Regions from separate parts of the Homo sapiens genome. Here region 1 is linked to region 2. The links are chromatin loops, found by intact Hi-C in ENCODE. Cell type or tissue: heart right ventricle. All regions are shown on one strand.

Region 1 (8,000 bases), 630 kb before region 2:
CGTGAGCTGTTTTGGTACAGGCATGCAATGTGAAATAACCATGCCTTCCAGAATGAGTTATCCATCACCTCAAGCATTTATCCTTTGTGTTACAAACAATCCAATTTTAGTTATTTTTAAATGTACAATTAAGTTACTGTGGACTATAGTCACCTTATTATGCTATCAAATAGTAGGTCTTATTCATTCTTTCTGTTCTTTTTGTACTCATTAGCCATCCCAGCCCCTCACTACCCTTTCCAGGCACTGGTAACCATCCTTCTACTCTCTGTGTCCATGAGTTCAACTGTCTTGATTGATAGATCCCACAAATAGGTGAGAACATGTGATGTTTGTCTTTCTATGCCTGGCTTATTTCACTTAATGACCTCCAGTTCCATCCATGTTGTTGCAGATGATAGGAGATATCATTCTTTTTTATGGCTGAATACTACTCCATTGTCTATATGTACCACATTTTCCTTATCCGTTCATTTGACATACATACATACTTATGAGACCATCACCACAAATGAGATGAGGAATACATACCAACCATCCCCATGCTCCTTTGTCATCTCTTCTACTTGCCTATCCCAGAAAACCGCTAATCTACTTTCTGACTCTATAGACTCATTGACATTTTCTAGAATTTTATATAGATGGAATCATATGTTATGTACCTGTTTATCTGATTTCTTTCATTTAGCATAATTCCTTTAGGGTACATTCACAGTGTATCTGTAGTGTATTCTTTTTTTATTGTTTAGTAGTATTTCATCATATAGATACAACCACAATTGGTTTATCCATTCACCTGTTGATGGGCACATGGATGTTTCCAGCTTTTGGCTATTCTAATTAACCTGAATTAGAATATGTCATAAACATGAATATACACATATTTATACAGACTTTTGTTTTCCATGCTTTTAATCACAAAACTACTATAATGCCTGTCTCTGTTTGAAGTGGGTTCCACAAACCCTACGATAAGTAAAAAATGATGGCCTAGCATGACATTCTTTTCTTGAAATCATACATTATTTAAGAGAGAACCCTGTAGGTACATGGTCTTGTTTCTTTCCTGGAGTAATGGCAGAAGAGAAAGAGCCTCTTGCATACCCCATGCTCACATGTGGAAACCTTTCTGGGATAGTGGGAGAGAGTAAAAGGACAAAGGGGCTGAGTTACTGGAATTTGATTTGCTGGAAAGCAAAGCCCAACCTACCTGTCACAGTTTTTAACCTGATGTGTTTTCAGAGCAGTTATTGGTGGTGAATGACTGGTCCCAACCGCATTACCTGCCAAAAGTTAACGTGAAAGCTCCAACGACTTAGGCAGGAAATGAGATGCCTGGGTGTTCCCAGAGTCAGTGAGACAATTAATCTGATTTACATCCATTGCATTTCAGAGAACTAAAATTTCATCTGCTGCTTCTAAGCATTCATTTGGGGTGAACCCACATTACTCTAAGTGAAACCCCTCAGTCAAGCTGTTTATAAACTACACAGTGGCTAACAGGGAAGTAAAACCAATAGAAGAGCTCAGAAATCACAGATAATGCCAAGATGGGAGAATGAATTAGACAGGACTGCACATGTGTGGAATAAATAAATAGATCAATTGGGTTAAAACTCTGCCCAGCAGATAACACAGGGACTTCATAAGTTTCCAAGGCTGAAGTGATAAACTAAAAACTCCAGACAGTAGAAAGAGACAGGAGGTTGCTTCCCAATGCAGGAAATGAAATATTCCTGGAGATTAAAAGAAAAAACACTAGGGATCTTATGGCAGTTTTTTATATTTTGTTTTTTAAGTTGTCCTCTCCTGTAGGATTCACAGGCACTAATATGACACAGATAAGATGGAAGTGATGTCTAGAGGGCAGAGTAGAACATTAACTATGGCTACAAAAATCATATCTCATGGAAGGAATAAGAGACAACAGCCTGCAGAGAACTTGCCTGTGAGGAGCCTGCTGAGTTGATTCTAGGATTGAGCAGAGTTCTATGTTAGCAATTCTCATTGCTTAGGGGGCCAGTGATTCCAGGGGATCTTGAGACATTATTTCCACTCTTCTTGGCTTAGAAACTTTTCAAAATAAATAGGCAATTATTTCTTATTTTAGACTTATCTTGCAGTCTGCTTCCTAAGGCACTGCTAACTGTTGCCTATGGTGGTAACCACAGATGTCAAGTCAATTTGGAGAAAATTTGAATAGTTCTCAACAGTGATGAACCATTCTGACTGTGTTTGATTTTTCTTAAAAGCAATGATTTCAAATGATTGGTGACATTGATAGATGAAAAAGACCAAGATTTTAGTACTTACCTACAGATGTGGTTAGCAAATGGGAGTTATGGTCATGCCAAATTATGTCCGTGTTCTAGCTGACCTCTGGCTGACCTCCTTTTAGATAACCCTAAGTCACTCTAATTACAAAATATTTTATTTTAACAAACCTTTATTGAGAACCAGCTACGTGTAGGCAATGCAGAGATGGAAGGCACTGACACATGAATGGGGTCCAGGAATAGGTTCAATGTGAGTAACAGCCTAGTAGGAAGCAGAATTCGGTTCAACTGAAAGATTTCAATGAAGGGATGACGTGCAGAGGAATTGGCAGGGTAAGAGAGTAAATACAGATAGGGTGGCATCTAAAAACATAGCACAGCAGGTGGCCTCACAAAAGCTGTGGTCATGGAAGGACACAGCATCTGCCACAGATGCTCAGCTACAGAAGGAGCAGGGCAGGCATAGCCGAAGCACTTCCCCTCTACTTACGTCTTCTTTCACCCTTCAGTCTCTTGCTGATGCATCCCATTGGCCAAACTCAACTTGAAACCATCTGCAAGGTGTATGCAGGCAACGGCTTTCTTGGCCCCAGAGTGGGTCAGAGAAAGAAGAGACTTGGGATGTGAGAGGTGGAATAAGTACAGGAGAACCTCTTCAGTCTCCCCGTTTTGCCATTCAGCATCTTTTCTTGCTTTTTATTAAGTAAAGAAACAGTTGCCCCCAAAACAGAGGAGAGAAAAAGTCTCACCAGCTACCATATTTTCATAGGATGATGTCAGTTCCCTCACATATCTCCCTGAAACTTGATGGACACTTCTGGAATTTTTTATTTAAGGTAGGAAGAACAGATGGGAAGAGTCAAGTAACATGAAACGTGCATGGTTTCTATAGTTATCACTTCTATGGCTAGTCCCAAGACCTATGTTAATTATCGTAGCTTTCCTCTGACACCAGCCATTCCTTACCTTCATCCTCTGCCATCAGTTCAAAATTCTTTGCTTGGGAGAATGATCCATGACTTCATGATGGAAGGATCTAAGTTCTCAGTTGTTCAGGATTGATTAGGTTGCCTTAGTTTTCTATTTATTATTAAACTTTGATGTACCAACAGAGAGCCCAGTGAATCTCCTGGGTTCCAGACCTCGTTCTCTTTGCTCCTATTAAATAATTGTGTAGCTCTCATTGGGTTTCTTTTATTGGTTTTATACACCTGGAAGCCACCTGAAAGCAAGCTTAAGAGATACAGTCAACCTTTTGGATCACAGAACAGAGCACAGGAGGGAGGAAAATGCAGAATATCCAGAACAAATGACCTCAGTGCTGGGATAAGATTGGCCTGGGTCATGATTCTGCAAAGGAGTCTGAGCTTAGATCTGGTTAGAAAGTCAAAGGTTCTATCTGAAGCAGAATCGAGTGTCAATCTAGGCAAGGACACAAGGGTTCAATGACTTTCGCTCTGTTGTGCCCAAGCTGCTGACCCCCACCTGTCAGACCTTTATATCAAGTTACCATTGTCTCACAACAAACTCATCATCATAAAAATAGCTTTATTTCTTAGACACCAACTATAATGCTACATCCTTTAATAAACTGTAATGGGCATGTACTAAGTATTCACACTTTGCAAAAGGCTTTCACATACCTTCCTGTAAGTTAATGTTTCAAATAAATCTGTCTGTGATTGTTTGATCAGCTTTTTAGATAAGGAACTGAGACTTAGGGAAATTAACTTTCCCTAAAAGAGAAAGTGAGTAAAAGGCAAAGAGAAGATTCAAATCCAATCTGATGTAAAAATGTATGTTTTTATTGCCTACTTTATGCTGCCTCCTGTAACTTCACTACAATCCTGCAGGGGGATTATTATTTGCATTTTATGGGCAGGGAAACAGACGGAGAGAAGTCCAGTAACTTTCCTAAGTCGCATAGCTAGTTAGGAGAAGAGGCTGGGGACCCACCCTACTCCAAAATCCATGTTCTTTGCATTCTATATAAGTTTAGCTTACACTGAAGAGCAAGTTAACAGAGATGGGGAGAGAAGTGAGTGAAGAAGCATTTGGCAGGGGCCAGTGGCACAGTAATGACTACATGGCAATAGCTTTGTGGAAAGCAACAGTACACCCAGTAAGGTAGGGTGGAGCCAGTAACAGATCCGGAAGAAGGAGCAGATGAGCTTGGGATAAGGAAGAGAGGTGTGAGAAGGTTTTGCACCCAGCTGAAGGTCACATTTCATTTGCCATAAACATAGCCTTTCTCGAATTCTAAATTCAGTGGCAGATGTTTTTTCAATACAAAAAGAAAGAAACATACATAAAACAAATCTCTTTTTAATCTACGCGTTTGCCTCCACTCTCTCCACACATACAAAAAGAGAAATAGAGCAGTGCAGTTCCTGTTGGTGAGTTACCATGGAGACAGCTTCCACATGATCTCCAGCCATGACTCACCACTGCAGGAGTCTCCAAACTTAATTATTTATTAATAGGCTTTTACCAGGGCAGCCTCCAGAGGTGGAACATCTTGTTTCCAAGGCTGGGACAGCGGTGAGAAATGGAGGCAGAAAACACTCTGCAATTACAAAGAATTAATTAGAACCTCTGTAAACGCACTGACAAACATGCCTTAGGAGAAACTGTGGTGGGATTCGAGGGTACTCAGGTGTCCGGGGGAGAAAAAGCGAAAGTGAGCAGTGGGTCTCCAACAATTCTTTCTCCTGTGACACTGAAAGAGTCCCTTGTACTGTTCCTTCCATGAACTAGTTATTCAAGTTGGATTAGTGACCTACAAATTCCAGGAAAAAATAATTTACACTAAAAAATATAAATATATGTGTATTTATAAATATACACATATAAATATGTGTGTGTGTGTATATACATATATTTTCAGTCTTTGTGTACCTCCCAAAGATAAGATAATCAAATTGACATAGGTAAACTAATTAATAAATGAGGTGCTTAGAAATGACATCAGTTATATTAGAGCAAGGTCTTGCTGGGAAGCATAAGTGATTCCTGAGATACCTATTTACATGATTGCACATGATTTTTTTCCTTTACACTTAAACCTAGTGAATGCAAATGGAATGGAAAAGGCAGGAAGGTGGTTGATTAACCAGTTAGTTAATTTATTGGTTCATTCTTTCATCCATTCAACTACAGAGCTATTTATTCATTCTTCTGCGCTTACCAGGAATCACTGATTTGAATATCACATGGTGCTTGACCCATGGATGGCTCAGTCTAGTAAGAGACATGAGACATGTACATAGGTCACTAAATTCATGGTAAGTGATTATTAATTATCTTAGGAGATGGATAGGTGGAAGGGAATAACAAATGGAAAGATAAACTTGTCACAATAAAGTCATAGAATGAATAGTGACACTTTGTGCCTGAGATGAAATTCATCACCCACCGATGTTCCTTCCAACTCGTAAGATCTCTCTGAATCTATGTCAAGTAGGCAACTCATTTTGATGTTGGGTTATGTGAATAGCACACAAAATCTTATCTCGGTTCCATTGTTGAGTTTTCTTATATTTATTGCTGTGTGGCGTATCTATCTGCCATAACGAAACTGTCAAGGATCTGACTGGGATAATTCAGTCTGTCCTTTACTGAGGTTTAAACTTCCACTCCAAGTTAGGGCATAATTATTTGGCAATTCGTTTTCTTACATATTTGAGTATGAAAAGAGACGTTCAGAGCACTCCATAGCATTTTAGAGCTAGAAAAACGTTGTAGGTTATAAAATGAATAAAAGCTACTGTCTCTTGGTTATTATATGCCAGGCGCTTTTCTTATATTAGCTTTAATCCCTAAAACACTGCAGGGTAAGCATGACCAGTCAAAATTTTTCATCAATGAGGAATTTAGGCTTGGAAATATTAATTAACAGGTCCAATATTCCAGAGTTAGTTAGGAAAGCTAGTTTGTGTTGAACCCTAAAGCCAGCATTTGTTTGACTGGACACTGATCCAATCTAGCTTCAGTTCCCTAGTTTCACAGGGAAATTAAGACTCAGAAATTTGAGACACCCTCATAGTCATTCCTGTTTACAAGGTTTTAATTAACGAGAAACAATTTGCTGAATTGTTATTTTTGCTAAAATTAATAACCAACATCAAAATTAACAGTAAGCCTTTAATTCTCATTGAAGTCAGGAATGCTACACGGATTCATGCAATCACAACTATTATTTAACATTGATCCGAAACTTTAGTAATGGAAATGAGAGATGGGAAAATTAGGTAGAGTTACAAGAAATAGAGAGGAGGGAAAGTTCATAATTAATTCTTTGATGAAATCAAATGGAACAATTAAAAATTCTAATAAAGCAAATATTAGAATTTAAAACACTGATTGGTTTCAAATTATATGTCCAAAAGCAACAGCTATGAAAATACAAGGGACCCAGAATAGCCAAAACAATTTTGAAAAAGAAGAACAAAGTGAGAGGAGTCAAACTTCCTGACTTAAAAATTTACATAGTGTTAGTAAATGTGTACTGGCATAAGAATAGTCACACAGATCAAAATAATGAAATGAAGAGTTTAGAAGTAAACTCATATTTCGACTCAACTGTTGTCAAGGATGCTAGGGCAGTTCAGTGGGGGAAATAATAGTGTTTCCAACTAAAGATACTAGGATAACTGGATATGAAATGCAAAAGAATGAAGTTGGACTACTGCCTTACAACATAGACAATAATTAATTCAAAAATAGACCTGAACAATGTATTAAAGAGAAGACTCCATCAGTAACATAAAAAAAGTTTAAAACAGGCAAAATTTATGTGAGAAAAATTATAAAACACTCCTGAAGTAGAGTTGGACAAATAGAACGATGTATCATATTCCTGGAAGGAACATTCAACATCATTAAAATATATTATTTTAAAGTTAATATATAAACATCATAGGACCAAATTAAAAGGAAAAATTTTTATATGTTTTTTTTTTCTGGAGCCAGACAAGTTAATTATAAAGTACATTTACAAGAACAAAAAGCAAAAATAGCTAAAATCTCTCTGATTAAAACATTGTGAACAGAACCAGTAATAGATTTATATACAAAAATTGAATTTATAATACCATAACATTTCATACTACTGGGGGAAAGATGAACTTCTTGATGAATGGTAATGGAATATATGAATAACAAAATAAAAAATGAAAATTGGTCTAGTCCTCATCCCATATACCAAAAAAGAATCCAAAATGAATCAAAGATTTAAATGTTAAAAACTAACATATAATGGAATAAAGTATGAAGTAATTATTTTATGATCTAGAAATGGGAATAATTAATAATACTTAAATCCACATTCAATAGGGGAAATCTTGAGATATATGAATGTATATAAATGTATATAATTATATATGATATAATCTAATAGGATATAATATATAGATTATATCATATATATTTATAATATGATGTAAATATTTCTAATATATGTATAATTTTTAATGTATAATATTATGTATTTTAATGTATAATTTATATGTATAATTTTTGCAAGTACCAAAATAGTTTGTAACTTACTTACAAAACACACCAGAAGAGTCAGTAATCTTAACATAAAAAGAACTTCTAAAAACATAAGAAACAACAAGACAAATGCATGAGATATATAAAGACATTGATTTACAGAAAGTAAAAAACAAATTGTCCTTAACTTATGAAAAGATGTTCAACCTCACTTATAGTAAGAAAAATGAA
Region 2 (8,000 bases):
GATTTTTTTTGGAACTTTCCCATGTGATTCTAATTGCAGCAGAGTTGAAGAACAAAAACTCATTGGCTTTCAACTCTGACCACAAATGATTCACCTGGGAAGCTTTAAAAACAACGAAGCCTGAGCCTCGTGCCCAGAGATTCTGATTTAAATGGTCCAGGGTGAAGTCTGTGCACTTTAAAAGTTCCCCAGTTGATTCTAATATGCAACCAGGCCTGAGAGCCACTGCTTCAAACCTTTGCAATAGGCAAGATGCCTTCTAGGTAGGAGATAAGGGATCTACTCCATAGCAGCCTGCCTCATTCCTCTTCCCTGCTTCCAGGAAAGAGGTTCACAGGATGGCTTGTTGAGCCCTCCATTACATGTTGACCTGGGGTAACCAGCCATAGGCCTGCTCAGTGAAAAAAGCCCTGGGGCATTTAGAACCCCTCAAGGAATGTAGGAAGGATATTTTTAAATGAAGATAATGTACCTTGCAAAAAGAGGCATTGGGAGATCAGCTTCAGTGTTAAGTCACATAATCTATATAGTGTCTGGGGGCTTGCAGGTGGATCAGAATAGAGTTTCCAGATAGCAGGGGATGTCGTAAAGTGATTTAGGAGACTCTCAGGAAATGGACTGATATGGTTTGGCTCTGTGTCCCCACCCAAATATAATCTCCAATTGTAATCCACATGTGTCGAAGGAGGGACATGTACTCTCAGTGTGTGGAGAGAGGGAGGTGTTTGGATCGTGGGAGCAGTTTCCCCCATGCTGTTCTCACAATAGTGAGTGAGTTCTCACAGGACCTGATGGTTTTATAAGTGTCTGGCATCTTCTCTGCTTGCACTTCTTTCTCTCCTGCCCCTTGTGAAGAAGGTGCCTGCTTCCCCTTCCACCATGATTGTAAGTTTCCTGAGGCCTCTCCAGCCATGCGGAACTGTGAGCCAATTAAACCTCTTTCCTTTATAAATTACTCAGTGTCGGGTAGTATATTTATAGCAGTGTGAATACGGATGAATACATGGACCATCCATTCATCCATCCAACAGTGTTTATGTAGTAGTTCCCCTGCAGTAGCTGCCATGACAATGGTGAGCAAAACAGATGCAGTCGTCTTTTTACAACTAAACAATAAAAAATAAAAAATAAAAACCTGCCACTGCTGCAGGAAAACCATTCACCACAATGAGTCTGAACTTCCCACTACCTCCCTCTTTCCATATGAAATTCAAATCTCTGTTGGCCATTCCAGCAACTCGTGGAGAATATCTCCTGCATCCTTCATGTGTGCACACTTCTCAGGGACCCCACTGCTCACCATCCCCATGCCTTCCCCATCCAGGTTCAAGTTAATGCCCTGCCTTTCTTTCCTGCTACTGCCCATGCCTAGGCCCAGATTCTTTATTTATCAAGCTAGTTACCACTCTAGAGACTCTGAGGATGGAAGAATTTGCGGGTTTCATGAGTCAGATAGAACTAATCTTTGCAGATTTTATTGGAAAAACTTGCTCTTATAATAAAGATGTTTTCAGGAAATTCTGGGGATACAGAAAGTTGTGCCCACTGAATGGGTTTGATATATATCTTACCATTTCAAACAGACCTCCTGTTCTCAATGCCCAGGGAAGAGCAATGATGCTGTGTTCTTGACCAGGTGATGGACCTTTCTGTCCTCACTGTTTGCCCCCATCAAAACTGTTTAAAGCCCCCTCCTACAGGGTTAGGTGGGCAGAGTGAGCCAGTTCTAGTAGACTTGGTTTTGAGCTAGAATCAGTTCCTGCCCCAAATCCTAGAGATTTATAGTCTCAGGAATCAGAGAACCCATAGGTCCAGCTTTCAATTTTCTCCCAGGGCTTTATATGCAGCACTCCTTTCTTCCACTTCTTGCCCTCTTTCCCAAAATAGTAGATGAGGGTGACGCTATCAGGAAAGCACTTAGAAGGGATAAGAGCAAGTGATCTTTCCATTGCTGTGATTGGTGACATCACTCACCCTTAATCAGAAGGTCTAAAGCAACTTATAAATCCAGTCCCTTCAATAATTGACCAAAAAGCCTCTCCAAATGCATTATAGAAGTGATGGCAGAAAATTATTATTGATTTCCTATACTCCAGTTTCTTTATCAATAAAATGGGCATGGCAATAATTAATAAAATATTATGCTTCACACAGTATCTAAGTAATATAAATATTACCTATTACTATCAATGTTGACCAGAAGGAAACTATCTTTTCATTTTGTTTTGTTTTGTTTTTTAGCTTTTGGAATGATTACATGATATGCAGCATAGTAAGTAAATACTTGCTATATGACAAGTATTTTTTTCAGCATTTCTATTATCTCATTTAAGCCATACAACAATATATCATACAGGTATTCTTATCACTCCCATTTTATAGTTAAAGGAAATGGTCAAGGTTAATTTAGGTAACCCTATCAATAATGATTCTCTGTGTTAATAAGAATGTTTGGCAGAGCCCAGAGGAAATGAGGGTGGGAGGAAGATGGGTTTTGATGCAGAAAGAATTATCTGGAACAGGAGCAAACAAAACAAAGACAGGCAATGTGGGCGCAGTGGGGCACCCATGGTGTGAGGACGATTGGGTACTTGGTTCTTTGGCAAAGATCTGTTTATAAAATGGCATGTAGTCGGTGCTATAGGAAATGTGTGAAAAACAGGAAGGGGGCAGGAGCAGAGATAAGACTGGGAAGTCAAATAAAGCAATGCATATTGGTAATTTCTCCAACATTTAATCCATGCCATGTACAGACACTTTTTAATAAAATAATGGATGAAGAAATGAATAAGTAATGTCCATAGCCTAAGGCAGCAAGAATGTGACATCTTGCTACTTATCAAGCCTTGAAAATGACTGTCCCTTTTGAGCCCAGTTATCAGTACATTTCAGCTCCACTAAATAGGTGTTTTACACATGGGAAACAGCTGAACAGAGTTCTCTTATCATTTCCATTGAATGCGATTGGGTTGAGGGAGATTGAGCAACACACCAGCACATAGGTGACTACCTTTATGCAATGGAAACTACAAAGCAATAGCATTAAAGTTCCTAGGCCAAAATGACTGAACAGCATAGGAATGGAAAGATTAACAATTTTTTTCTTATTTTCCAAATTGTAAAAGACCAAAAAGACCAGCTCCTTCTATGACTTCTCATTAAAATTAAAGCGTGATGTCGACAGAGGCCTTACTCACTCTGTTTCTAAAGCAAGCACAGTGTTGCTGAGGCAGGAGAACCTTGCTGTCCTGAATGCTACCCAGCACACGCTGCCTAGGATGAGGATCTGGGCACAGAAGCTAATGGGAATCGCCCCTGCGGAGCACAGATACTAAGCCTGGCATAATCTGTGCCATGCCTGTCACTTCTGGAGCCTGTGAAAGAAACTGGCCAGAGCTGCTACTCTCTCTATTCTAGATATAATTCCACTTTTATCCATAATAAGGTCCATCAGGATTTGGGCAATTTTATTCTCACATGATTTGCAATTCTGATATTTTCCTTGTGATTGGCATAAGATCAGCCAAAAAAAAAAAAAAAGAAAGAAAGAAAGAAAGCCATCACCTTATTTTCATAGCTCTTTGTTCTACTTAGCAAATGCCCTCAGATTCAATAGCTGCTAGTAATTCTGATTTGAATTATTTAGCCCCATGCTGATTTGTGTGCAGGTCTTCTAGTAGAAGGAATGGCTACTTACTATGCCGAATGTGATCCCAGCGTGCATAGCAGCCTGGCCGCTTCAGCAGCCAGAGGAACTGCTTCTTAGGGACTCTTCCGAGGGACTTGCAATTTGCTGAGGCAAAGCAGAGAAAGCTGCATAAACTGAAACCATGCAACACTGAAATGTGCTGTAGATTGGAATCATTTAGAAGTTTACAGCACCAATCTTTTCTCAATCTCCTTCAGAACTGGCGATGGATAAGCAAGGCATGCTCAGATTAGCTTTCAATGAGAAAGCTCTCCTCACTAGACAGTGAGTAGCCCTGCATATTCAATCAACACTGAGCATTGGATCCAGAGGATCCCTGCTCAAACTCCAGTTTGGCCACTTAATAGCTCTGTTATTTTAGGCAGGTTGCTTTACTACAGTTGATTTCAGTTTCCTCATCAGTAGGGTTGCCAAGATAAAAGGGGTGGTAATTTGTAAAGCACCTAAAATTGTATCTGGAGCATGGAAAGTACTCGAGAAATATTGGCTATTATTGATATTATCACAATCTCCTTTTCCCCTATGTATATTGCTACCATAAAAAAGTTTAAAGATAAATATATTTGTGCTATTAATTCCAAATTTCTTCCATGGAAATTTAGTCTAATGCTTTGTCTCACTGTTTTTCTACCATGGATCATCAGCCAGAGCCCAAACAAAATCTATTAAAAGGCTCAACTCTCATTGCTGCCTATTGGAAAAAGGATGATATAGTCTTAGGTAACCCATTCTACAGAGATAAGTTACAACTGCTTGAATGACTGCGACCATACTTGAAGTATTATGTTTAGTTCTTGGGACCATGTATTATAAAGGGGTATAAGTAACCAAAGATATGGATCAAGATGATGAAGGGATGTGATACCATATAACAGAAATGAGCAGAGAATTTCATGTCTAATTAATGAGGAAAGTATGATAGTTACATTCTCATTAATTCTTTCACCTATTCCTTCTTTCCAAAATAATTTATTGAAACAGGGATTCTAATATGGCACAGTTTTTAGCTCAGCAAATTCTCTCCTTCAAAATCAGCTACAAAATTAGAAAAAAGTAAAAACTAAAAAATAAAAACCATTTTCAGGCTTTGGAAATCAACCAAATGCATACACAAAGTCGAGGAGCAGTTATTTAAAACAATACTGAACTTCTGGTGGGAAAATGGGAAGTCTGGCATTCTTGCTGTGGGTAGCTCCCACTTCCTGTCCCCCACTCAATTGACATAATAGTTCTAACAGAGTGGGTCCAGTCTGTGAAAAACAGAAGCTTCACTGAAAAAGAGGATTGACCTGATTTATAGCAAGCAGGAAAAAAACACCCCACACTAAGCAGCATTGTCCGTGTTTATAGGTATCTCTGTCACGAAGGAATGAATGAATGACCAGTCTCTCTGCAAGCCTGAGGTGAGGACCTAGTGTGATCAAGCAATAAAGCAGCAGACCAGCCAGAAACTGAACAAGGAAACCTGGGAGGCAAGACAGCTGGAAGGGGCCTCGGTAAGCTTTCTACCAGTCCTGAGCTGACTGGAAAGCTGTGCACACATTTAAGGTAGACTTAAGATAATCTAAGTTATCCACACATCACTGTCTGACTCCAAGTCTGCATACGTGTGCAAGAGGACGTGCAAAAAATAAAATCTGGAGCCAGCTTAAAAGATGGATGGGTCTGACTGTGCTCCCCAACACATACACAGATCCGTTGGCAGAGGGTAGAGACTTGTTAGATTGAGAGGTTGAGTGCAACCTCTCAAACATCATTGTTTAATTACTAAGCTATGCATAACTGCGTGGCCTTTAAAAATCCATGAATAAAACAAAAACAAAAATTTTCAAAACTTGAGTAGAAACAACAGCAGCCACCTATGAAGGGGAAACAGATGACAAAGACTTAGTCAAAGCAAGTTACCAAAAAACAAAACAAAAGCAGCAAAACCAAATATCATTGGGCAGAGAAGGCATATCAGAATTCAGGGTTAGCACAATGCATTATCTACAATTTTCCAGCTTTCAGTAAGAATTCTGATACAAAGAAAGAAGAAAGTATGACCCTTATTCAAAAGTGAAAGAACAAGCAGTGATTAGAAACTGTCTTTGAGTGGGCCTATAGATTGAACTCAGCAGAAAAAGACTTCAAAGTAGCCATTATAAATATGTTCAAAGGACTAAACAACACTATGCTTAAATAAAGAGAAATATGATTAATTTCAATGAAGCAATAGAAATTATGAAAAGAACCACATAAAAATTCTGGAGTGGAAGAACATAATAACTAAAATAAAATGTTATTAAAGGAACTCAATAGTAGAATTAAAATGTTAGAAGACATAATCAGAAAATTTAAAGATAGATCAATAGAAATTATTTAATCTGAAGAACAGAGAATAAAAAGTAATAACAGATAAAAAATGGAAACTTAAAGGGTGTCAATACATACATTTTAGAAGACTCAGATAAAGGAGGAAGAAGAAAGGCCAGAAAAAGAATATGAAAAAGTAATGGATACAAATTACCCAAATTTGGCTGGGTGTGGTGGCTCACGCCTGCAATCCCAGCACTTTGGGAGGCCGAGGCGGGTGGATCACTTGAGGTCAGGAGTTCGAGACCAGCCTGGCCAACACAGTGAAACCTCGTCTCTACTAAAAATACAAAAATTTGCCAGGTATGATGGCGCACACGTGTGGACCCAGCTACTCAGGAGGCTGAATCAGGAGAACTGCTTGAACCCGGGAGGCAGAGGTTGCAGTGAGCCAAGATGGCGCCACTGCACTCCAGCCTGGGTGACAGAGGGAGACTCCGTCTCAAAACAAACAAACAAAGAACAACAAAAAAAAACTACCCAAATTTGATTAAAAGTAGTAATCTGTAAGACAATGGAACTCAAATTCTAAGTAAGATAGACACATTGTAACCAAAATGTTCACTGCCAAACACAAGTAGAATTTCTCCTTATGTACAGATAAAAAGAATATAAAATTAATGGCAGACTTCTTATCAGAAACAATAGCAGTCAAAACAGTGAAATGACATGCTCGGAGCAATGAAAGCAAAACGATCACACAAAAAAACTGTCAACTATCCAGGAACACTATCCTTCAAAAATGAAAACAAGACATTGCCAGACAATCAAAGCTTGAGAGAGTGCTTTTCTAGCTGAGATGTCATACAGGAAATACTGAAGAGTCATTTAAGTTGAAGAGAAATAACACCAGATGGTAAAAATCCACATGAAGAGACAAAAAGGAAAAGAAAATCTAAGTATATGTGTAATTGTCATCCAAAAGACTACCAGGCTGGCTAAATAGAAAAGAGAGTTTTATTGGCAATATCAGTTTGCAAACTGAAGGAGACAGTCTCAGGCATGTGTCGAAGGTGCTCTTTCTTTCAAGAGGGAAGAAGGTAAGTTGGCTTTTATGCTTCACTGGGTCTGTGTCACACAATAGAGTCATACATATTTAGCAGGTTTGGGAGAAAAGATATACATATTTATGAGAGAGGATTGAGAGAATGAACAATGGGTAAATATTTACCAGATTTACCAAACACAATTTACCAAAATGGATTCATGAAGAAATAGAAAATACAAATATATCTATAACAAGTAAAGAAATTAAGTTAGTAAATAGGTATTCTTTTATCAAGAAAACCCTGGGCGCAGATGGCTTCACTGGTGCTCTATCAAAAAAGATGAAATAATACTAATCTTTCACCAACTCTTTCAGATAATTGAGATGGAGAATACATTTCTCAATATATGGGGCCAGTATCACTGTGCTAACAATGCCAGATCAAAAGAATAAAGTAAAATACAGATCAATATCCTTCATGAGTATAAACACATATTATTAGCAAACCAAATTGGGCAAAGCATTAAAAAAAGGATTGTACATCATGACTAAGTGAGATTTATCCTAAGAATGCAAGGTTGGTTTAAAATTCACAACTCAGTTCATACGGTAAACAATAGAGTGTACACTGTATTGTGTACAGTGCATAGTATAAAGGACAAAGAGAGTACAGTCATCTCAATCACTGCCTATAAAAAGGATTTAACAAAATTAACCACCCTTATTCATGTATTAAAAAATTCAATATTAAGATGACAATTTTCCTCAAACTGATTTATACATTCGAAGTGATATATATCATAATCTCAACAGACCTTTTGTAGAAGCTGACAAATAGATTTTAAAATGTACATTGAAATGAAAATTACCAAGAATAGCTAAAATTATTATGAATAAAAAATTTGGAGGACTTTGATTTTAATACTATAAATCTACAGTAATTAAGAC

The links. Hi-C counts contacts between places; a loop is a spot of excess contacts. Peaks named below come from ENCODE experiments on the same cell type or tissue, not always from the same donor. Only the 100,000 strongest peaks of a DNase experiment are listed, where the experiment ranks them.
Region 1: a loop joins it to region 2, with 4 times the contacts of the local background. A loop is called at or near these places in 1 of 110 quality-filtered maps.

The regions. Positions count from the first base shown.
Region 1 is chr15:87,474,652-87,482,651 of GRCh38, reverse strand. The region is part of intron 2 of LOC102724465 (a long non-coding RNA gene); the gene reads left to right. Among named protein-coding and RNA genes, the nearest start is that of LINC00052, 98 kb to the left of the region's middle. In heart right ventricle, no CTCF peak of the experiment used is centred here; a DNase peak (open chromatin) is centred at 4,771; H3K27ac peaks cover 950 bases.
Region 2 is chr15:86,845,058-86,853,057 of GRCh38, reverse strand. All of the region lies in intron 22 of AGBL1 (AGBL carboxypeptidase 1), which reads right to left. Among named protein-coding and RNA genes, the nearest start is that of AGBL1-AS1, 530 kb to the right of the region's middle. In heart right ventricle, no CTCF peak of the experiment used is centred here; a DNase peak (open chromatin) is centred at 3,300; H3K27ac peaks cover 2,128 bases.